Linked DNA regions of Mus musculus: region 1 is linked to region 2. Evidence: chromatin loops called from intact Hi-C (ENCODE). Cell type or tissue: left cerebral cortex. All regions are shown on one strand. Links, peaks and the distances in the headings refer to the core of each region. The heading gives the core; the rest is flanking DNA.

The links. A loop is a pair of places that touch in the nucleus more often than their neighbours do. Peaks named below come from ENCODE experiments on the same cell type or tissue, not always from the same donor. Only the 100,000 strongest peaks of a DNase experiment are listed, where the experiment ranks them.
Region 1: a loop joins it to region 2, with 4 times the contacts of the local background. A loop is called at or near these places in 3 of 42 quality-filtered maps.

What each region holds. Positions count from the first base shown.
Region 1 is chr9:103,543,726-103,555,531 of GRCm38, reverse strand. The region is part of intron 3 of Tmem108 (transmembrane protein 108); the gene reads left to right. Gm32743 (a long non-coding RNA gene) reads right to left here. Exons shown (of 2, transcript XR_379793.3): 2 at 8,295-9,724. Among named protein-coding and RNA genes, the nearest start is that of 4932413F04Rik, 7.5 kb to the left of the region's middle. In left cerebral cortex, for the core only: a CTCF peak has its summit at 5,237 (motif pointing right); DNase peaks (open chromatin) are centred at 5,567, 6,158, 6,681, 9,553 and 3 more places; H3K27ac peaks cover 2,900 bases.
Region 2 is chr9:103,591,774-103,603,579 of GRCm38, reverse strand. All of the region lies in intron 3 of Tmem108 (transmembrane protein 108), which reads left to right. Gm32682 (a long non-coding RNA gene) reads right to left here. Exons shown (of 2, transcript XR_379792.2): 2 at 733-935. Among named protein-coding and RNA genes, the nearest start is that of Gm32682, 24 kb to the right of the region's middle. In left cerebral cortex, for the core only: CTCF peaks have their summits at 2,554 and 4,916; DNase peaks (open chromatin) are centred at 5,897, 6,547, 8,190, 8,916 and 3 more places; H3K27ac peaks cover 3,068 bases.

The DNA.
Region 1 (11,806 bases), core at 1,764-9,763, 49 kb after region 2:
GCTGGACCAGTGCCAGCTTGATTACCAGTGACTTTAGACTGCCAGCTTCCTCTCATTTGACCGAGGTTCTCATTTCTGTAGTTAAAGAGAGGGACAGGACTTGTGAGAGAATAAACGAAGATGGATTTGGGTAAAGAGAGAAAACAGCAAGTGGTGGAGATGCCAGTGAAACAAACTGAGAAACAGGCTGAGAGAAGAATCCTATGTGTATGAAAACAGGATTTCTTAGAATGACTAACAGGCTACGGACCTGCTAATCCAACAATGGCTGCCCACTGATGGAACACCCAAGAATCCAGTAGTCGTTCACAAGGCTGGATGTCCCAGCTGGTCTTCGGTATACGCTGGAATCCCAAAGAAGTAGGCTCTAATGCCAGCACAGGGATGGACCTGCCAATGAGAGTGAAGATGAGCAGGCAGAGAGTGGAAGTTTCTTTCTTCCATCTCTTTTCTACAGGTGGCCACCAGAGTGTGTGGGACAGATTTAGGGTGGGTCTTCCTGCTTCTTTAAAGGATCCAGTTAACTAAAAATCACTCACGGGTGTACCCAGCTGCTTGGATTTTTAGTTGATTCCAGATGTAGTCGACAACCAAAATAGCCATCTCCAAGGCAAAAATAATCCAGCTGATGTGTGATTCCCATGTGTAAGTTAGGTTCACTGTATGAAAAATCCAAAGTCCCAGTCCCCGCTGCAGTATTCCTTCGTAAGTTCCAGGGACTTTGTCAATATCCCCTGGGAAACTCAAAACCAGTCCTACCATCAGGAAGCTCGTGAGGACTACTGGTCGGTCACTTCTATGGATTATCTGTGTGGGTGTGTGGGATGTAATATGGGTGATTTACCTGCATGTATGTCTGTGCACCGTGTGCATATAAAGCCTATGGAGGCCAGGGTATCCTCTGAAATGGTTGTGAGCCACCATGTGAGTACAGGGAACCAAACCCGGGCCCTCAGGAAGAGTAGCCAGTGTTCTTCGCTACTGAGCCATCTCTCCAGCCCCTCTGTGTGTTCTTTATCATGATGAAGAATTCTATAAAGAAGGTGGATGAGATGGATGAGCGAGGAGGGAGAACATAGAGCACAGACCACTGGGTCCAGGGGGCTTCTGCCTAGGGAGGACCCAGCCTCCTGGCGAGACTGCCGAGACTTAGGAGCAGAGGAGGAGAGGACAGCAGGCTTGAGGTAGGGACAGAGGTTCGTGCTGGCTGTGATCCTTCCCTTTCTTCACAGAAGTTACATATTTTACAGCAAGGACACCTTTCCCTGGCAATGTCACTCAAGTAGCCTTTTGCTTTATGTTATTCAAACTGCTAATGAAGCTTTCTGTATAATCACAAAGGAGATCTTACCCATGTGACAACACTCACATTCCCATGTTTACAAGTTACCAGAGATCTGCCTGCCCTACTCCCTATTTTGAACTGACAGAAGGGGGTGACTGATAGTCCTTGTGAATCCCCACTGGATAAGAAGGATATTCCTCATGAGGATGTAAGGGTTTGGTCCCTAGCCACTGTGCCCAGGAAGTAATAAGGGTAACTGATAAAGCTCTCGGTATAGTGGAGATTTGAGGCTAATGACAGTGCCTCCCAGAGCTCAGTTAGCACCCCATATCCCACCCCACCCCCCACCCCAGCTCACCTGGCAGCCATAAAACCACTCTAAACAACAACAAAAAATATATCTTTTAAAAGTTATTTCAGGGAGACATGAAAAGAGAATGACTTCTTAGCCTCTCTCCTTCAGCCTGAGTGTTGTCAGTCTATGGGCTGGGGAGTTCGAGGTTAGGACCTACTCTCCAGAGAGCCTTTGGATAGATAGCCTTTGGCTGTCAGTAGTGGCAGGGCCTAAGGGAATTGTCTTGAGTCATGAGTCTCCTTCTGGGACAGTTTGTCCTGAGGTTTCCTGTTGCTGTGATAAAATATCCAGCCAGCTAACAGAGGGGAGGGTTTATTTCAGCTTGGGGGTTCAGGATACAGTCTGTCCTGTGAAGTCAAGATGGCAAGAGCTTGAGGCAGCTGGCACACTGCATCCAGTCAAGAAGCAGGCTGTTCTCGGTCGAGGTGCTCTTCCCACCTGGGTTAACCTAATCTAGATAACCCCTCACAGGTATCCTCAGAGACCCGTCTCCTAGCTGATCCTGCATCCTGTCAGGCTGGCAGTGTGAACCATCCCAGTTCAGAAGCTTATGAACATGATGCCCCTACTCTCTTGGTTCATGGTGTTAGCCAAGTGCTGCTTAAGGAGTTGGTTTTTAGTAGTTGTTGCTGTCTTTGTTGTTGTTGTTGTTGTTGTTGTTGTTCTCATTGTTGTTGGTTTGGGTTTTTGGATGGCATCGTGCCAAACCCTGAGGCCTTAAGTGGCTCACAGAGCCTTTCTCTGCTTTTTCTCACACCTCACCTAGGTCCACTCCTCCTCCTTACCCAGGATGAGAGCACAGTGTATAAAACCGAAGACAGCTCTCATTCAGGAGAGCCAGGCCAACATACCACTTAAGCCCAATCCGTGCTTCTTCTGAAGGTGTCCCTGTCCACGGCCATCCTCACTATACATCTGTTCTCCATCTTCCCTAATTACATATGTAATTATCATATTCCATTAGCAGGTTTTATTAAAAGTCGTCCTGCCACACGGCAGCAATGACTCTGCAAACCAACAGAGAGAAGGTGCGATGTCACAGTGAGAAGAGCCAAAAATACTATCGCCTCCAACGCAGTGAGGCAGAGGCCGTGATGGGGTTTATTAAGGACTCAGTCAGGAGCAACCCACCTCCCTGGTCTGCACTTGTTCAGTAGCTCACTGGATGCTTTATAGAGCCAGTGAAATCCTCAACAGTGTTCTAATGGGACTGGTCAGATAGCTCAGTCTATCAAGCACACACATTGCAAGCAAGAGGGCCTGAGTCTGAGCTCCAAGGTTCACATAAAATGCGAGGAGGAAGGGCAGGCACCTGATGCTCATCGCTGGAGAGGTGGAGACAGAAGGATCTCTGAATGTCATTGGCCAACTGGTCTATCCTGCTTAGCAAGCTCCAGGCCAAAGAGAGACTCTGTTTCAAAAGACGTGGATGGTGTTTTCAAGGACTACATCCAAGGCTGTCCTTTGGCCTTCATACATGTTACCCTCCCAGCCCACATTTGTACTAAAAAGTATGCATGATTTTGAGAAGCAGGTAGGGTTTGCCCTTCCCAGGGTTAAGCTGGTTCCTAAATAGTAAATTTGCTTGTGTGCATACCCTTCGTACCTGAACTAGCCATTCCTGAGTCTGTATCCACTTTAATAATACATAACAAATACCTAAGTTAATAAAACAGATTAAAAATCTCAGTCCTACTTGCAGCATGGCTGGTGGGATTGCCTATTAACATGTAGCCAGGCTTGGCAAAGTAGAGTGTGCAGACAAAGAGAGAAATTGGGGCTGTGTCCACAGAGTCATCATCACACCGTTAGTCCTGTCTACTGACGCAGTTTGAAAAACATGCCGGCCATGTTTTAATTTTGTGTGGTACACAAGACATGCAAATAAGGAAGTGCCTGTCATGAAGGCATGAAATCATGCAGAGCTCTAGAAGCAGGAGGTGCCATGGGCCACTTGGGATGCACCAGGGTTGATCACGAGAAAGTACGTGTCAGAGTTTTTATGGAGGCTTTCATAGAGAGGAATTGGAGAAGCTTTATAAATCAGGGAGACTGGTATTATGAAAACGTCAGTGGATGCTAAGCAATGATGGTCTGGGCTACTGGTACCTGGCTTTGGGGTAATTGCAGGGATTAAGGAATAGTGTCCACACAGGCTGGAAAAGGGGCTGGGTATAGAGTATAACCTAAGGATCGGTTAGTTCAGGTGTTAAATCCGTCTTCATAGTCACATTTGCTGACTAGGAAGCTCACCCAAGTTCAGGAGCCCTAGATTCGAGCACAGGAGTAGAGAAAGAAGATCTGACATAATTAATGCAGACTACAGTGCACTCAGGCAACAGTGTCATGTTGGAGACATCTGAGGTTCGGGAGCTGTTTTTCACTAAGTATGTGGGAGTCTTAAAGAGCAGCATTAGAGGATTGTCCCTCTTCTTGTCCCTTTGATGTAAGGCACATGACAAGCAAGCCTATGTAATCCGTGCTGACCCCAAGCGAGGTGCCTCACCTCGGAGAGCACTAGTCATCTATTAAGATTTATTCTCAGGACCTAAAGAACACGGAAGTGCTTTGTATCATAGCAGCATGCAGTCCACAAAGCAGAGACTTGAGAAAAAAAAAAAATGACTCCACACAGTGCAGGCCTCCAACTGGTCCTTTCTGTTGCCTCTGATTGGGAAAGTAGAGACGCATTTTCCTCGGCTCACCTCCCAGGCGTCCCGGGTTGCGGAGCATCGCACCACACTGTTCCATGCCATTTCCTGTCATGCACAGTGAGCATCACCCAGAAACCTTTGTGTGGGAATATTGCACGGAGCCATCGGCTAATTAGTCTCGTTAATGAGAATAAACATTTACAGAACCTTCCTTTGTATTTGTAAGATGGTTTACAAGCGCTGGCTGGCTCGCGTGTTAATGATTACTTCAGGGGATTCTTAACAATGCTTATTCAGAGAGGAGCATGATGGTTTGAAAGCGATTATGAAAGGAGACAATTGAGCATTCACTTCATAGTCTTAGCAAGCCCACACAGCCAACTTCATCAGTTTCACTGTCTGTGACGAGGCAAGCCTGACGTTCAGAGCCTGGCAGGAACGCGTGTCTGGCGGGATCTGCCTTGTCCGTTCTTCCATGTGACCCTTTGGTGTCTTTATTCGAATGGAGCAGGAAGGCTGACTCAGAAAGTAGCCTGTCTTGCGAGTCCAGCCATCCCTGAGATAGAGAACCTGGCTCGGCTCTGCCTCTGCATCGCCAGTCTCTGTAATCTCAGCTGGGAGATGCTGAGAAAGGAGATAGACAATCCAAAGCGGCCTGGATCTTGCCTGGGATGGAGAACTTGCCCCCTTCACCATCTGAGGCTCTGAGGCTCTAATGTGTGGTTTCAGACATTTCTATGCTTAACTATGCTTATGCCGCTAAAACCCAAAGCGACATACATGTTGTTGGGACCGTGAGAGTAGGTCTGCGCAAATACTGTGTACTGCATCTTCGTGTCCTTGGAAGCCTGGAGATACATTTCCATTTTTTTTAAAAGATCTTATTTATTTATTTTATTATATATATATATGAGTACACTGTAGCTGTCTACAGACACACCAGAAGAGGGCATCAGATCCCATTACAGATGGTTGTGAGCCACCATGTAGTTGCTGGGAATTGAACTCAGGACCTCTGGAAGAGCAATCAGTGCTCTTAACCACTGAGCCATCTCTCCAGCCCGGAGATACATTTCCAAAACCACTAGTTAGAACCCTAAATTTTATGCTCTATGTTTATTTTAGTATTGCACTCCAATCTTAATGCAGCTCCCATCTCCAGTATCTTTGGGTATCCAGTGTGTGCCATATAATCACCATGATGGCTTTCAAGTGTGAGATGTAGCAGATCTCAGACACCCACCATGTCCGTCCTTGGTGGACCTCCCCAGTCTGCCATAGACCTCACCTCCCCTGCCTAGTTTGCAGCTGTCTCTTGGTGAGTTTTGCTGAAATGATTCAGGGAATATAGTCAGAACTAAGAGTATTTCAGAATAAAACTGTACCGGGGGGGGGGGGATCTTTACACAACACTAACTTCTGAGTTTATATAGATATTCTTCAAGGCCAGTAGTGGTAGCCAAGAGTGCTAGGATAGTCACTATATGTGCTCATGTATAATTTTGAATTGTCATGTCCAAATCACATTTCATAGATTATAATAATAACCACAGTTTTAAAGGTTTTTTATTAGGCTATATTAGATATATCTATATAGTGGTTTTATCATAGCATTTTCATTCATGTATGTAATGTGTTTTTATTATAGTTACCCCCTTATTACCCATGACCATCTCTTGTCCCCTTCCCCTTCCAAGCCCTTCCCAAATAGCCCCCCTTCTGCTTTATTTTCGTGTGACACCCTCTGTCATACATCAGCATTGCCAGTCAGGGTTCCCACAGGGAACAGCCATCTGTTCAGAAGAGGCAAGTGGGCAGGTTTTGGACCTCTGTGAGGGAGTGTTTCATAACAGTGACACATCCCATGGACAGAAAATCTGAGAGAAGACTTCCATAAACAATGCTTTTCGGGTGCTTTCTTAAACATTTCATGCTGGGTAGGAAATAAGCAAAACTGGGCCGTGTGTCAAATCCATGTCCTCTGAAAGTAGCACCTACATGTCCTAAAACTGAGAAACCCAAGGAGACAGATATTCACCCACTGCTCATTCTCAACACAATCTTAGTGTGAAAGCCTGTCTTAGCTATAAAATACGCACCTACCCTTAAAATGATTACTGTTCAGTGACTGACCCAGTGCAGATGGACGAAGATCCCTTGAAATCATGTGGCATTTCATCTTGGAAACCTCTCTGCTATCATATGTAATAGGAAATCAATTCTATTTTAACTTATTGTCCTGTTGTGCTTTTATATGTTAGAAGGAAAAAGAATGGCTAAGCGATACCTAGCGTGGCCACAATTTCCTTCTGACCTAAGCAGAAAATTGGAACATTGTTTTCTGTCTGTGGAGTTTGTAATTTTGTAACAGTAAATGACACTGGGCTTTTTTGCCAACTTCATGTTACACAACCAAACAAAGCCTTGTGGACGCTCTCACTTCCAGAAGGTCTCACAGTATGAGATTTGGCTCTTTCTAGCCACATGAACATGGTCTCACCACCCTAACAACTTTTGAGCCCAAATCTGAGAAATGGGAACATTCAACCAAGTTTTGTTTGCCAAAGTGGCTGTCTATAATGACAGTGGGAAGAAAGGAGCCAGAAAAATGCTGAGTTTATAGAAACAATTAATACAATGACCCTCTCCACATATGCCACAAACAGGCTGCAGATGTTTTATTTCAAAGCCACAGCTGGCTAATATTCAGCCGCTGTCATACAGTAACCTGGAGACATCCATTGAGTCTTCCTCCTAAACCTGTCCATACTGACTTCATAAACAACTTCATTAAAGTGTACATTACATACCATCCAAACTTCCCACTACAGGTATACAGAGACACAGAGCAACACCCCTCCCCCAAACCCCTGGAAAACACTCATCTCTCCAGGCCGATGAGTCTTGGTATTGTAAACACCTCATGTAGGCAGAAACACACAGTATTTACCCTGCCCACACTGATATTTGTGGTGTGTTAACATTCAATTATTTCTAAACCATTTGAGAATGAATTCCACATCTCATGCCTTTTGCCTTCAGATACTTGAATCTCCATTTAACAAGCAGGCATTCTGTCAGGTAAACACAGTGACTTCGCAATGCCACTAGACCTAACTTGGTCAGGGTGCTTTCGTCTAATCTGTTTTCCCTATTCTGATTTTATCAAGGAGAATACACCTTATGGCCCGTTCCCCTCCTGAGCAGGTTCCAGCCCAAGGTCACATAATTCTCTTAGTTGACCCAAATTCTTAACCCACAACACTTTTTAGCCCCTCTTTGCTTTTTGTAACATTGACAATTCTAAAATCTTATTTTCAGAATACATTTAGGAAATCTCATTCAACATTCAGATTTTAGAAATAATTATAGCAAAGTGTTCTTTGCTTTGTCTTTGTCCGCCATTTCCTCCTGATTCTGTCTGTATTGGACTTTCTGAATGGGATGCCCCATGGGAGATGGTGTGTCCTCCCCGGACACATGACATCCGTCCGTTCTTCGTGGATCGTCCTCTTCAGCACCCAACTAAGATCATCTCATTTCCCCCTGGTATAACTAGCGCTTTCCCCTTGGAGCGAGTAAACACTCAGCTTTCTTTGTGGAGAGACATATTTAGATTTTTCTCTGTGACCCTGTGAAGCTGTGCCTCTGCTCCCAGCACGACAAGTAATAGCTACCCCCTGTGAAGGCAGCGTTTATAATGGCATTAAAGGCTGCAGACCTTTCTAATGTGTATTTAAGCCTTTTCCCTACTGCACGGATGATTAGCATTAGAGAAAGCAGCTAGCAATTGGATGGCAGTTTCCCTATCCACAGTAATCTAATAGAAGATTAACTCCTCGCCGCCGTTCTATTAATATCTGTAGTTGAAAGCTTCCCTGACTTGATTCCTGTCATCCCTGTCCATGCATAAATGGATGGGGCTGTACTCCTTAAGGAATGCTTAAGGTTTAGGTTTTTTTTTCCCCCCTATGTCATTCTACCAAGATAAACGAGCTGCTCAAAAGAAATGGCTAAGACTTTATTGGAAAGGGTAATACTTGGAAAAAATAGAATGTGTTTAATCACTGAGAAAATGAGGCTGACAGATCCAAGATGTGTCCCGGCTCCCACCCAGTTAATAGAGAATGACAGCTTTGTGGTTTAAATTAACGCTGATTGGAGGCACAACCAGGCAGGATGGGATGGTAACCGGCCTTCATAAGCACGGCATGGTTATTGGGATGATCTCGGTGATAGCATGAAAACTCGAGACGCCCCTCCGTTTTAGTCTGATGCTCTTCTAAGTACATGTGTACTTTGGGAAACGGTGGGCATACAGCCTCTCTCCATCAGCATCCCTCATTCTCTGTTGCTTTGCCTCTCTGAACGTTGCCGTTTGTCTCCACTGTCACCAAGGGAGCCAGACAGCTGCACCACACACACTATACCGCTTCTTCACCTGGTCTCAGAGGTTGGTGGCTCATAGGGAGCTGCTTATAGCATCAAGCATGACGCTCGTGTGGGTGCTGCACAGGTGGATAGGCCGTTCACATATCTTCAGAGCAAGGACACATACTCAATTTAGTGTTTGTATATCCTGGTGCTTAGAAATGTCTCAGCATAACACCAAAGCTTGTGGCTTTTGGGATAGAGACACAAAGATGTTACTGTAATAACTATGGGAATAAGCTCTTCGATCGCCTTACTTCCTGCCTGTGGAGATACTTGGCACCATGGTATTCTTGCTGTATAATCTTGAAGTTGTTTACCCTTGCTGTGCCTCAGTTTCCCCACTGTCATACGGGAAACTTGTCCATACATTGAGGGAACCAAATGGCAATATAGTACTGGCCAAGTGCTTTTAACAACGCCCGGCACATGGGAAGTGCCTTCTGAGAGTTCAGAGCTTTCCTTACTCTGTATCCCGCTTAAGAAAGTGGAGGCGTAGACCAATCTCCTGTTTTGATGGATGAAGATGAAGCCAGCAGTTCAGTGAGTTATCTTTGCTGACATAGTAGTTGATGGGGGATCTGCATCACAGAAGAACCACTCAAAGCCTTAGAGTCTTTCTTTATGTTCCTGGGGAAGATCGTGTCTCATTCCCATCTTTTCATCATGAGGAATGGTTTGGAGGTATAGAAATAAATCCCCCTGGGACCTCAACTTGAACATCCAAAGTGAGACTGAGACCAAACTCTGTCCACGGAAGACAAACAAACAAAAGCACGTGGGTCTCTTCACTTGGAAGGCCCACCGGTGCTTGGTTCACTGGTAACTGCCAAAAACAGACTTGATGAGCCAGTCCAGTTGGAAGCATGAGTCACCGCAGCCTTCTCCCTCCCTGCCTCTTCCAGGGTCACAGCTTCCCCCAAGAAGCCTCATCCATGGGTTGGTTGCACCAAACTCAAGCACTGCTGAAGCTGCAGCCAAAGGGGGAGGGGGCTGTCTCTGAAATAAAGACCCAAAGAAGCAGCAGTGAGACCAATCTCATAGCTTAAAATCTTGAAGAAATGAACATTGGTTTGAAAAAAAAAATGATTTTTTTTTTTTACAATACATGTTGATATGCAATGAAACAGTATGCACAGTGGTATCTCTCATCTGTGCACACACATACTCTGCAGCTCTGGTCAGCACATGTCCCCAAAGCAGCCCCCACCCCACTATGAAAATCCAGAGAACCCCCATCAAGCTTCTCCTATAACAAAAGGGGAGGGTGAGGCGAACACAAAGACAAGTACAGCCTCTAATCATCATCTGCTCTCCATCTGGGGTACTGTGTCACTGGGCGTTCCATTAGTCACACGAAGCAAGGAAAACAGGAAACACACACACACACACACACATACATACACAAGGAGGTGAAGGGGGCTCTCAGCTGGCTCCTCTTTCCATAGTTTATCCCTATTCACCAGAGCTTAATCATGACAGAAGTTAAAGAGACTGCACTTTCAAAGTATCCGTTTAAAAAAATGAGTGCCAGTTATAAAGGTACACACTGAAGAGCCTTTACCTTTAGATCGTCCCTGGGGGAGCTGGGGCCCTAGGTTGACTTTCGTCCCAGTGAGAAGGCTGCGCTCTAAGTGACATCACGATGCCCAGTTCTTAACTAAAGAGGCCTGACACTTAAAAACAGAGGACCTTGCCATCACAGGATAAGGGATGGAGGTAGGAAAGAGAGTCCTTCTCATGTCCTCATGGATGGAGATGTAGCCACACCTCTGGAAGAGCTAGAAGATAAGCTTGAGTCAGCATCTTCCTCCTGTCCTTACAGGACCCAGCTGGCAAGGTCCCTAGGGGATGGAGAATCAGGCCTGCTGGGGTAGACATACTTGGTTCTAGATGTTTAGTATGCAAGACCCCAGAAAGAACCAAATCTGGGGGAAATGCTAAAACATAAGCCAGCAGGCTGCCCAGGATAACTGTCAAAAATAAAGGCTGGAAAAGCTGGATTCTGAGTCAGAAGACAACCAACAAGAGGCTCACAGTGTGGGTGGGAAAACACACTTCGTGTAGGAAGAAGGGATGGAGATTGGCATCTTAGCATTAATCAGGACAGAAATGACCCTGGAAAAGCCAGCTTGGCCAGGGAAGGAGGGTTTATAGACCTCCAATAGAATGGGGATTTATTCCAGCTATGCTGGTGTGAGTGACTGGAAAAAGATTCAAAGATCCTGGGCTAGCAAACTCTACAGCATGGCTATTACCCATCTGGATCAAGTAGTCAGGGACAAATGCATGGCCATGACTAATGATGTGATAGATATTAAAAACCCATACTCTTCCCTCCCCTTTATTCAGGCCTCTCAGGGTGGTCATTATTAAAGAATCAATAAACAGTCGCACAAAGGAAGGGAGACTTTTTTTGGCCAAGTCCTGAAGATCTTGGCACATGTGTGAATAATATGAGTTTTATAAAAGAAATGAGATTTTCTTCTTGTGCTTTCAAATGTATACATTGCATGGATATCTTATAGAGCAATAGATTAAAAAAAAACCCATGAATTCAACACAGGAGCTCAACATTAGACCAGTTTTTGAAACAAGCAGGGCAAAACCCTGAAGAGTAGTAACTAATAGCAACAGCTTGTAACCTTTAGTGTCATCTTGACGAGAGGGATCAGTGGATGTGGTTGAAAGGGCTAGTTAATATAATTCAGTGCCGCAGCCAGTGTGAACTAGATGCCTGCTGGCAGGGGCAGGGGACACACACTGAGGTGGAAGCTGGGGACTCAGCTGTGAGCAGCATAACAGTCCAAGTCCTTAGCACCTGTAGGACTGACACACGTAAGAACAAACAGATAGGAGCTGGGCCTGCGTGGAAGCCAGGAAAGAGCTTGGTTGAAGGGTGGGGCTTTGGCATGGGAAGGGGAAAAGTGCAGACAGGACCTGAGAGTGGGTGACAGGGGACAGTTCTGACCACCATCCACCTGGTGAATTAGTTGGACTGTGAGGTTTCCCTCGTGAACTCATTCTATAGACCAGGCTGGCCTTGAACTCACAGAAATCCTCCTGTCTTTGCCTCCTGAG
Region 2 (11,806 bases), core at 1,166-9,165:
GTCTGCCGTGCACCCATTGGCCAGAGATGTCATTGAAATCACCCCTGGGTATAACACCCCTGCTTTATTAAATTGTAGTAGTGATGAATGAGACGATGTATTTTATTCTTGTACTCCTTCCCTGTGAGACCAACGTTTCTCTAGGATCTCTAGGATGCATCTCATCTAGGAGACGAGACTCTTTTTGGTTGGTGGTGTTGGGGATTGAACACAGGAACTTGCACACGCCAGGCAAGTGTCTTCCTCGGAGCTATACACTTATCTATTAGTCATGATTTTCTTTATTATTATTTGTAGGGCTGGGGGTTGAACCAAAGGCCTTGCATGTGGCAGGCAGGTATTTGGAATCATCACCAATCTTAGAATCCAAATTTCTCCCCAGTCAACCGAAACTTTATAAGGTTCTAGAGCCAGTGAGATGGTAAAGGTGTTTGCTGCCAAGCTTGACGACCTGAGTTCTGTTCCTGGGACATGTATGGTAGGAGAGAACACACTCTCAGAAGTCCTCTAACCTCCGTGTGTATAACAGGCTTACACACGCACACACACGCACACACACACACGCACACGCACACGCACACAGGCACACACACACGCACACGCACACGCACACAGGCACACACACACACACGCACACACACACACACGCGCACACACACACACACACACGCACACACGTGCACACACACACGCACACGCACACACACACAATAAATGTGATAAAATTTTAAATCATGAGCTATGAAAACTAGAAAGTCGTTTATAGATTTCTAAGGCAAGTCATGGTTACCTATAAAGGAAGAAGGAAATAAATAGCCATACAGATGTTCTCATGAGGAAGGAGTGATGGGCACACATGCTTATGTATTCAATGAGGAGAAGATAGCTGCGAAGCTCCGTGACACTGAGTCGGATGGCTGTCAGGTCATTTGCTTCTGCAAAAGCAAAGGACAGAAGAAAGGAGAGTGTTAGGAGATGATGTTGTTAAATCTCAACAGACATTAGTGGCCAGCGTGGGGCCCTTTTCTTTCATCTTCTGGAAGGAGCTTTATTCTGTAGCTTAGATGGAACTCATATGCGCTCACAGCCGAAAGGAAGACCCTCTAGTAAAGGCTACTCCATTTAGCAATTAAAGATACCGTGTCCATCCTGATAAGAGTGGCTATGTCCCCAGCCTGACTGATGTGAGGGAGGAAGTTTAAGTGCCTCGGTGGCAAAGTGCATGCTGGGAGTTCTGTCGTCCCACACCTGGCTGGTGCTCAGTCATACTGGCTTTCTTTCCTTTAACTAGCACTTTATCCTGTGCTCTGCGTGGCGCTTTTGGAGCCAGTCATTCATCCAGCCTGGCATTTCTGTCCCCCGCTGTTGAGACTCTAGCCCCACAATCCACCATGCTACCATCTAGTCTCTCTGTCACATTTCCCTCAAGTTCTCTATGACACGCAGTTATCTGATGCCTCTCTTGACTGCATCTGCTTATCACTCACATGTCCCTCTGGACTGTCAGCTAAAAGTTAGCACATGCTATTTTCAGCCTACAAGAATGCCTGGTACTTGAGTGTCCCCTCTACCCCTCTCCTGGGACAGTGGCATTAGTAGTGAGATGAACTAGACAGAGGAGCAGTGAGCAGGCTATTGGATGGTCAGAGAGACCCACAGTCATGATCATATCACATGTATTCACAGACATTCAACATGAGCCACATGGCTCATTTAAATTTTTTTCCAGTAGCTAAATTTGAAAACATAAATAAATGAAAAGAAATGAGTAGAGCCAATTCAGATAGCACATTCTGTTTACTATGATGTGCTATGTCCCCATGTGGGTCCCAGAACTACAGCAACAAGGAAAAGAAGAGTAGGTGGACATATGGACAGACACACAAAAAGGGATCGGGTCTGATGGAGAAGCCATAGCACCCAGGAAGCTCAGTGTGTTTGTTACATGTAGGTGAATGGGAAGTAGAGTTATTGTTTACAGCTGAAGGGAGCTGGGTTGCATACAGATAACTAAGAGGATGGGGTTATTATATACGGCTGAAGAAGGTTTAGCTAATCTTGGTAGAGACACTCTTTATAGGGGAGGAGTCTTCGGGCCTTAAACATCTAGGAGGAAAAAGTGAGAAAGGTATTGTGGACATTTTGTGCACATACTGTCAGCTCTAGAACCACAGTAAGCCATCGTAGTCCCTCTGAGCTTCCCCTGGGAAAGGCTTTGCCACACCTACAAGGTTGAGATGTTGGGCTCCTCAACAATGTCGTGTTTACAGCCAACAATGCACATTCACCCTGGACTTCATCCATTCTCTACACCAGAGTATCCAAAATATTATTTCTGTATGGGATCAGTACTAAAAAATGGCTAGTAATATTGCTACACTCATGCACACACACACACACACACACACACACACACACATACGCAAATAGCAGTCCTTTGGAATTTCATGGACAGTTTACATTTACAGCATACATCAATTTAAATACTAAATCTTTGTCAGAAGTATTTGGCATTTAGATGTCATAAAAGTGGTAGTTGCCAGGGGGCGCTGCTGAGGAGATAGCTCAGATAGTAAAATGCTTTGCCACTCAAGCTCAAGGACATGAAACTCTCCCAGCATCCATAGGGAATAAAAGCCAGGCATGGCGACCCATATTATAATCCCAGAGTTGGCAATGTAAAGACAGGAAGATCCTCTGGGCTTACTACCTGGCCAATCTAGATAATCAGTGAGCTCCAAGTTCAGTGAGAAAACCCTGCCTCCAAAAACAAGGTAGAGAGTGATAGAAGATGCTCAGCATTAACCCCTGGCCTCCATGAGCCCACTCACAAGTACACACACACACATACTCCCACACACTTGCATGCACACACAAAACACACCCATATACATGTTCATATGCACACGCCCATATATGATGCAAAACTACTAGTTGGAAAAGTAGGATTTTAGCTGTAATTTCCTATAACCAAATTAGTTATCAGTTCCAATTTTTAGATGAATTAAAATTCAGGGAGATTTTAAAAGCTTGTACCTCTCTTATGCCAGCAACATTTTGGGTCTGTGTCAGTTGCTTCAGACTATTGGTTGTGAAGACCCCTTATGAACCCCTATGAGGACAGAAGACCACATAGGCAGAACTGCTGGCCCTGTGTCTACAGCCTATCAACTTGTCTGACACATGAAGAGAGAGGAGAGATCATTTTTAGACCCTGTGTGCTATGTTGTTTCATTCTGGTTTGTTCTTGAAAGGGCAAAGCCAAGGTCTTCACAAGATCCATTGGTTACAATCATCCAGGGCCAAACACAAAACAGTCCTCTGGAAGCATCCCCAAGGCCTAGAAAAAAAGAAGGACCCACAGAGGGCACAGGCCTGTTCCAGAGGCCTCACACCCACACCTTGGAGGCACAGGGGACTTCTCCGTACAGGAAGATAGATTTCTCAAGTCCCTGCAAGATCCTGTCCTGAAGACATATATTCTTAAGGATAGGGCTTGGTAGGCCCCGCCCCCTTCAAGCAAAACCTCTTCATGTCAGCCTCCCCTGGCTTTCCTGTTCCAAGCTCATTCCACTAACAACTCCAAAAAAAATATTGTTTCATGATATGTGTGTCCCTTGTGAGAAAAACAAGGGTCAGTGTTATGTTCTGATTCATCGATGTCACAGGCTTTTGTCACGGCTCTAAGTTAATTACCAAATGACAGTTCTCCTCAGCTAAAGGCATTAGCGACTAACTCTAATTGCAAGGTCCAGGACCATATGACCAGATATCCAGGGTGCCTGCCATAGACAGAAGCTGAAGCCTGATGTGGCAGAACTTACCAAGAGTTGAACCTTCATAGAGAGCTCACAGGGAGAGAGCTCGTTCCCATTGGAATGAAATGTCAAGAATGGAATCCTTAGAAGAAAACCTTCTCTGTGACTCCTGGGTGGGCAGACCACCAGGTTTCCTTCCTTCTTTCCTTATTTCCTAGCACGATGTTTTTTAAAGACAGTTCTGTGCAGCCCTAGCTGATATTAAACTCAAGTTATTCCTCCTGTCTCAGCTTCCTAGGAGCTAGGATTATAGGCATGTACCACTACCTGGCTTCTTTGGGGAGGAGGTAGAAGGCAGTGTCTTATACAAATTAGTCTGAACTCACACTCAGATGAGACTAACCTTGGACTCCTAAGGTTCTGCTTCTGTGTCTTTGTTAGGGTTCTACTGCTGTGAAGAGACTGTGACCATGACAATTCTTATAAAGACAAACATGTAATTGGGACAGGCTTATAGTTTCAGAGGTTTAGTCCATTATCATCATGACCAGAAGGAAGCATGGTGGCATGCAGACAGACATGGTCGTGGAGAGAAGCTGAGAGCTCTACATCTTGATCTGCAGGCACAGGAAGAGAAGGTGAGCCACTGAGTCTGGACTTGAGCTTCTGAAACCTCAAGTTCACCTTTACCCCCAGTGACACACTTCCTCCAACAAAAGTCACACCTACTCCAACAAGGCCACTCCTCCTAATAGTGCCACTCCCTAAGAACCTATGGAGGCCATTTTATTTCAAACCACCACATTCTAGCTCCTGAATGCTGACATTATACCATATCCAGCTTCAACACACTTTAATAAAGAACTTATTCTGTGTTAGATATGATACTTGGAATGAAAATACATGAGGCCAGGTATAACTCAGTAACAGAATACTGGCCTGTCATATGATAGAGGCCCTGGGTTCAATTTTCCAGCGCTGAATGCATGGAGACATAAGCCCTGACCTGAGAGCTCCCAAGCTAGTGGAGAGAGAGGCTTCACAAAAGAACAAGAGTACAAACATTGTTTAATGTTGCCCCTCCTCAGACAGAATGCCTGCTTTGTGGGAAACTCTAGGATCATAAATGCATGATACACTTTCCACTCTCCAGAAGCCTGCCATCAAGAGGACAAGTACGAATATGAAAGGAAAAGATGCCTCATTGTAAGATATGGTGAAAAGACATCAGGCCTGTTCTCAGATCACTTAAAACAAAAAAAAGGCAACATATGGATCCAGTTTCTGATTCTTCAATGTATTTTTTAATTGATTCCAGTCTTGGAAAATGGCAAGTATTATGCCCCCCAAACCAACATTATAAATGACCTTTTATACTTAGCAAGCTGTTTCCCATCCAATATACACTGACACATGGCAACCCTGGTGCTGGCTATCTCTGGTGATAGATGTCACTTTAGCACCATGTTACTATTACGGAAATGCAAGCCAGACATGGTGACACACACCAGTAATTCCAATACTGAGGAGCTAGACCCAAAGGAGTCAAGAAGTCAGAGTCATCCTGAGCTAGATACAGAGTTTGAGCCGTGGTATCTGAGACCCTGTGGCAGGCCCAAGCAGAACTAGGAGGAACTTAGACCCATGTTCTCCATCTCCAAGCCCAGTTTCTTCCCATAACCCCACACCCGCCCATATGTGATATATCACATCACAGCCCTTGCAATAGGAAGATTGCACAACCCATGAGGAAAGCTACCTTTGGCAGCTCCAGCCAGTGAACTCCTCCAGCCTTCCTCCTGCAATCTGCCTCAGCTTGTTTTAGCAGCCTTGTGGTTGGTCATGCTGTCCCTACTCCCACCAGACAGCAGGATAGAAACATTGACTTTGAAGTTAGACATTGGTGAGGCAATATTTGGGAAAGAATCATTACAACCTAAAGGCATCAGGCCATTTCTTCTGTAAGCCGACGAATGTTTAACTCTTTGGTTTTTTTTTTTTTAATGGTTATTATTTTTTAGTTCACAAACTCTAGTTTTGCCATCCTTATGTCTATATTTTTAGAAATCCTAGATTATTATAGACACTGTGAAAAAGGATGGGAAAAGAAATCTGGCTCCCAGTGTAACATCCGCGTAATTATTTCTTGGATTAAATTCGCCTCCATCCAGCCCTCAGCAGAGGTTGTGCCTGGCCCTGCTGCTGAATGAAATCCTGTCCTTGTGAGGTACTGAGGGGGCTCCTGGATGATGGGAGAAGTTTCATGGCGTTTCTGGCTCTCCACCTCATCCAGTTTACTCTTGAGACATGGCTAGTACCCAGGAGCAACCAGCTGACATTCAGAGTGTGGAGTGCCCCTTTCTTCCCCCAGCTCGGATTTCCTCCTCATTTTCTTATTAGCAGGGTAATCTTCTACAGACCTTCACACCCACTGTAAGCTCAGCTCAAGGGCTCCGGAATGCCGAGTCTCTAAAGATGTCTTCTTCCCCAAGGAGCCTGGTTCACCCATAAGCCCTCTGTACTAAAGACCTTCCCACCACAGAATGCTCACTGGCCTAGAGGAATGAGAGGAAAGCTGACTTGGCTTGACTCTTTGTGTATTGCCGAAGCTCAGACTCCACAACAGAGCTGGTGTGGCTGGCACAGATGAACGTTGAGTGTTCTAGACTCTTTATGGATATCGTGGGTATGATGTCGCTACTAGCACTGTCTGCAGCCAGGTTACTTTCCTTCTGCATGGTTGTCTTAGTTAGGGTTTTATTGCTGCGAAGAGACACCATGACCAAAGCAACTCTTACAAAGGAATGTGTACCTCCCTCCTCTTCAGAGGGCTGTTGTCCACAGGCCCACAAGGTCAAAGGAAGCAGAGTGAATGGAGATGGTTGGCTCATGAGTACAACAGAAATAACAGACTCCTGGGATCGGCTGCAGAGAGGCATGACAACTTTATTAAGGTTGAATCAAGGGATATATAGTTTTTGGGAAGGGGGGAGAGGTTTCTATGGTGGGTTTATACCATTGGCTGGAGTTTAGGATACAAGGGATACCTCATTTTCATGGAGAGGCATTCCAGGAATTTCAGGTGCTTGCTGGATAGATTCTTTTTTTTTTTTTTCTTTTTAATTGGATATTTACTTTTTCTACATTTCAAAAGTTTTCCTCTTTCCAGGTCTCTCCTTCAGAAACCCCTTATCCCATCCCCCTCCACCTGCCTCTATGAGAGTGCTCCCCCCTCCCACCCACCTACTCCTCCTGTCTTCCCACCCTGGCATTCCCCTACAATGGGGCATTGAACACCCTCAGGTCCAAAGACCTCCCCTCCCACTGATGTCCAACAAGGTCAACTGGACAGATTCTTATCTGGAGAAGGAAAGCTGAACCTATAATGTCATCAAGGCTACGTGACATTCCTCAGGTCAAGGGTATGGGGATCAGGCTCTCCAGATCAGGCAGAGAGAAGAAAAAAAAAAAAAAAAAAAAAAAACCTCTAAGAAAAGAGAGTCCTCCATCTTGCCCCAAGCTCAAAGGAGTTATCCAGTCATAGAAGACCATGACCTCAAACAGCAGGATCCAACAAAGGAAAACATTCAAAGCACCACAGTGGTCTTAGCTCTCCCGTGTGCTCAGTTCCCTGCTTCCCTGTCTGTGGCACCCAGCTCACTGGTCCTTCAGTGCACAGTACTTGGAAAGCACTGGTGATTCCTTCTCTTCTTCCCTTCCCTTTTTTCTTTTTTAAATCTCTTTTCTATTTTTTAAAATTTGTTCCTCCAGTGGGTTAATGAAGTTCAGTGAAGAGAAAGGAAGTAATAATAAATATTTCACAGAGCTGGGTTTGCTGGCACACACTTGTCATCCCAGTGCTGAGGGTGCTGAGTCAGGAAGAGCATGAGTTTCAGGCCAGAGCCATAACCTCTCTCAAAAGCCAAGCAAAGGTATTAAATAAGCTGAGTCCCAGAGTAAAGAAACACAGAAAAATAAAATATGAAATCATAAAACATCACTGAGTCCAGGGTTGTTATAAATGCAGGAGCAGATAGAGATGTGTTTGAGCCATCCTCTTTTAGTTAGAGTTCATTATAATATGGACAGTTTTACATCACTATTTTGATTTGCTGTTCAATAAATGTACCATACTAGACTAAGAGTCCTCAGAGACCCACAGAATAGTAGCCTGAAAGTACCAGTGCTTTGACATTTGAAGGATTGCACACGTCTTGCAGAAGCCCCTTGCTTGGCCCTTGAGGCTTTCTCGGCTTACTGCACCATTTGTCACATGTGCCAGGGTCTGAAACTCAGCAATGTCCATAAGTATTTATATCAGGAATACTCTGGAGTAAGAAGCCACACCTTAGAGATGTGTTTTCAAGTTCAGCAAAAGCTCCTATACTAATGAGATCCACTACTGAGTTTTTCGTTGCCATGACTACACTGTTGCCATGGCTACTCTGTTGCCATGGCTACTCTGTTGCCATGCAAGATAGCCCTGAGCATTCTTTTCCTGCAACTGATGACATTTCAGACTATGTACTCAGCTATCAGAGGCACCGTTTTCTTAAATTCTCTTTTGTTCTAAATACGTTTTCTTTTAAGGGATAAAGAACCATTTAAACGGAAGAAGAAGAATACAGTTATATGGGTGATTAACATGCATGCAGCAGAAAACTAGTAAGAAAAATAAACTTTAGTTTATGAAAAATACAGTAGCTATTAAGTCTCAAAGAAAAATATGCCTTCTCGGAGTGTCAATACAGTAATCTAGAAATAGAAGCCTCAGGCTCATGTGTATATAAGACTGTTGCATGGCAGGCTTCTAACACATTATGGAGTTAGCCAGTCCACTTGTGCAAACAGTTAGCAGTAGTTCATCAGTAGCATTTTGGGCATGCTCAGACTACAATATGCTTTGGGCCTTTCCCTCTTCTGCATGTTGTCCTCAATGCAAGTGGAATGAAGTACAGCATCATCCTGAACTCTGCTGGCAAGGGTTGTAGCCGTCTTCTCAACCCTGACACACTTGGCGTCTCGGTTTTCTTCCTTTTTCTCTCTCATCTTGAAAAGCAGGTTTCTTTGGCTTGGAATCATTGGTTTAACATCATGGAGCCCCTTCCTGGGGCAAGAAGCTCTGGGCTTTGGTTTGCTTGTTTACTATGAGGACTATGCAACCCTACTGAGTTAGAAAGTGTGCTAGTGATTTTCCAGGATAGAAATTGGTGCACAGCCAGCAGTTTCTATGACTCTGAATCAGATATGCGTGCATTCATTCAGCAAACACTTAAGTGACTTTACTGGCTATGTATTAAATCCTGGGTGTGTCCTTGTAAGTCCTTGTAACCGATCAATTCTTAATCTCTGAGAAGATAGTTTTCAAAGTTATTTTTTCCCAAAGCAAATTTCAACGGCATTTATAAGAACTTACTATGGATCCTCAGCAAGAGGATAGGGCCTCTTAAAAAGAATTACATGCTAGGCATGCTGACACACTTTAATCCAAGTGTTGGGAAGGCAGAGGTAGGAGAGTCTGTGATGAGTTCAAGGCTACTCTGGTCTACACAGCAAGTTCTAGGCCAGAGAGAGTGATGTAGGAAGACCAAATTAAGAAAAAGAAATGCTTCATACAACCAACCAGTAGATATTTGTTTTATTGTTGTTTGGCTTTTGTTTTGTTTTTTTTTTTCCTTTTTGTTTGTCAGTAGACCATTGACTGTAACAACACCAAGACCATCACAACCTAAAATAAGAACAATTCCTTTCTTTTATTTAAAGTAAAAGTTCAATTTTACTTGTTTACAGTGTACATGTGTATGCACATGTGCATGCAGGCATGTGTGTACATGTGTGCCACAATGTGTCTGAAGATCAAGGAACAACTAACTATTGGTTGCCCTCTCCAGCTGCCTTGGGGGGACCCAGGTATCCAATTTGGATTGTTGGGTCTGTACAGAAACATCTCAACCTGCTGGGCCATCTCTCCAGCCCACAAAGGTTTATGTTTTACTCATAGTCCTGGTTCTGATGCCTCTGATGCTCAGGGGCTGAAACTCTGTCATCTCATGGTCCTACCTTCATCAATGCTTGACCTCCGAGATGGTGACAGAAAAGAACAAGATACCTAGTTTGTTTCCTCCCTAGCCTTGAACTAACATGCACAAATATCTGCTCCACCACGTGGATCTGATGGCATGGCCCCCACCAGATGCAGGAAGACCGGAGATGTCTGAGCTTGTCACCTGCTTCCCAAGAACAAATCTACTGAGAGAGAAACACAGATCATGAGTAAAAAAAAAAAAAAAACCTCGTAATTTCTGTATCCTTCATATTAATCATAAAACCCTAGCTAAAAAGTAACTCAAAAAATAAGACAGGCTGTCAAGTGTCAAATTTGTCTGATGGCCTGTGCCACAAAGAGAAATTAAGACCATGGACAAATCTTTCAGACACAGCAAGTTCTAATCTGGTTGCCATGGAGCTCCTAAGCATGTGTCATTACAGTGGCTTCCTGTTGCACAGTTCTGTAGCCATGGCTGTCATCACTGCCATGTCTCCTGGTGTGAGTGGGCATCCCAGAAATCCATGAATGATCAAACACCTTAATGTCACGTTTTGACAGACTTGTGGGATAAATATCCCTTTTCTGCAGTAGAGAAGGGAACTGTGAGTCATTTCGACTCTGCAGTACTGGAGTGGAGCAAGTCGAAAATGAAGGATGAATGGGAATGGGGCCCCTAGCTGAAATTATCTACGTCGCCTGCTGCATAATGCAGGGACAGCGCCTACAGGGCAGGTTGTGGCAGTGGGTCCTCCTGGAGTTACCTTACCTGTCTAGTCAAGAAGACCTAAATAGAAAAGCAGCAGCCTGCGGTGCTGGAACCGTAAGCTTGCTCGGCTGGTAATGTCCTTTCAGGTTTTGCTCTGATCTGTCCTTTTCTTGAAATGGTCTGTGAGGAAGTCTTGCATTATAGCAACTGTCCTGTCGGTGGTTCCTGTGGAGAGCTGGAGAGTCAAGAGCCGAAAGCATTGCAGGAAGAGGGAGAGACATAGATGGTGACAGGGGCATGGTGTTCTGCCCTCTAGAGAACCGTGTGGATGGACGGGGGGCCTCTCTGACCTCTAACCGCTCATCTGAAAGATGGGGGCTTAGACAGGAATCTCTGCATCCATCGATGACTGCGGAGAACCTCACTGTAGAAAGTACAGCTTTGCCTAAGAAATATAGTCCTATGGTAGCCCATTGGCAAAATCATCCAAAAGTTAGAAATGTTGGATTCTAGTTCTGGCTGTACTGGTAACCTCCTCCTGTTGACCCTCCTACCTCACTGTGCTTCCCTGGACCCATTTATAAAGGGCTATCATTTATTCACCTGCATTAATCAGGGTTTCTAGAGAGAAAGAACCAATAGAATGAATATCTATTAATGGGACTATCAGATTGGCTATACAGTGCTATCTGGCTACTCAGTAGCTGGATGAATTTGAGGGAAGTTGTGAACCTCGTAGCACCTCAGTCCACAGGGCTGGATGCCTCTGTAACCCAACCTGATGCCAAAGGCCTACAAGAACCCCTGGTCTTCATTCCAGGTGGAAACTGAAGAAGCTAGGCTCTGGTGTAGGACCACTGCCAGGTGGTGATCTCACTACTAAGTTGTGAAGGCCAGCCAGCAGAAGCATTTCCCAGCAGGCCACCCTGAGAAGCTGCTGCCCGCCTTCAGGGTAGGTCTTTGACTTCAGTTAACCTAAGCAAGAAAACACCCCGGGTTATGTCCAGAGGTTTTGCTTGCCTGTGGGTGAGTCTTGTATCATCATAACACCAACGGGAAGACCACCAGGTAGCCTGCAAAGATGTTCCTGCTGCTAAAATAAGTTCAGTGCAAAAGCAAAAGCATTGGCCTGGCTGTCATCAGATCTACACAATAGGGTAGTTAAAAAAAAAAAATCAGAAACGAATCGGAAGTAAAGGAAGCCCAACGTGTTCTCCAGTCAGCTCCCCTAATCCGTGCTGCTTGGAAAACCCCCTACCTTTCCAAAGGCAGTGCAGAAAACCAGAGGCAGGC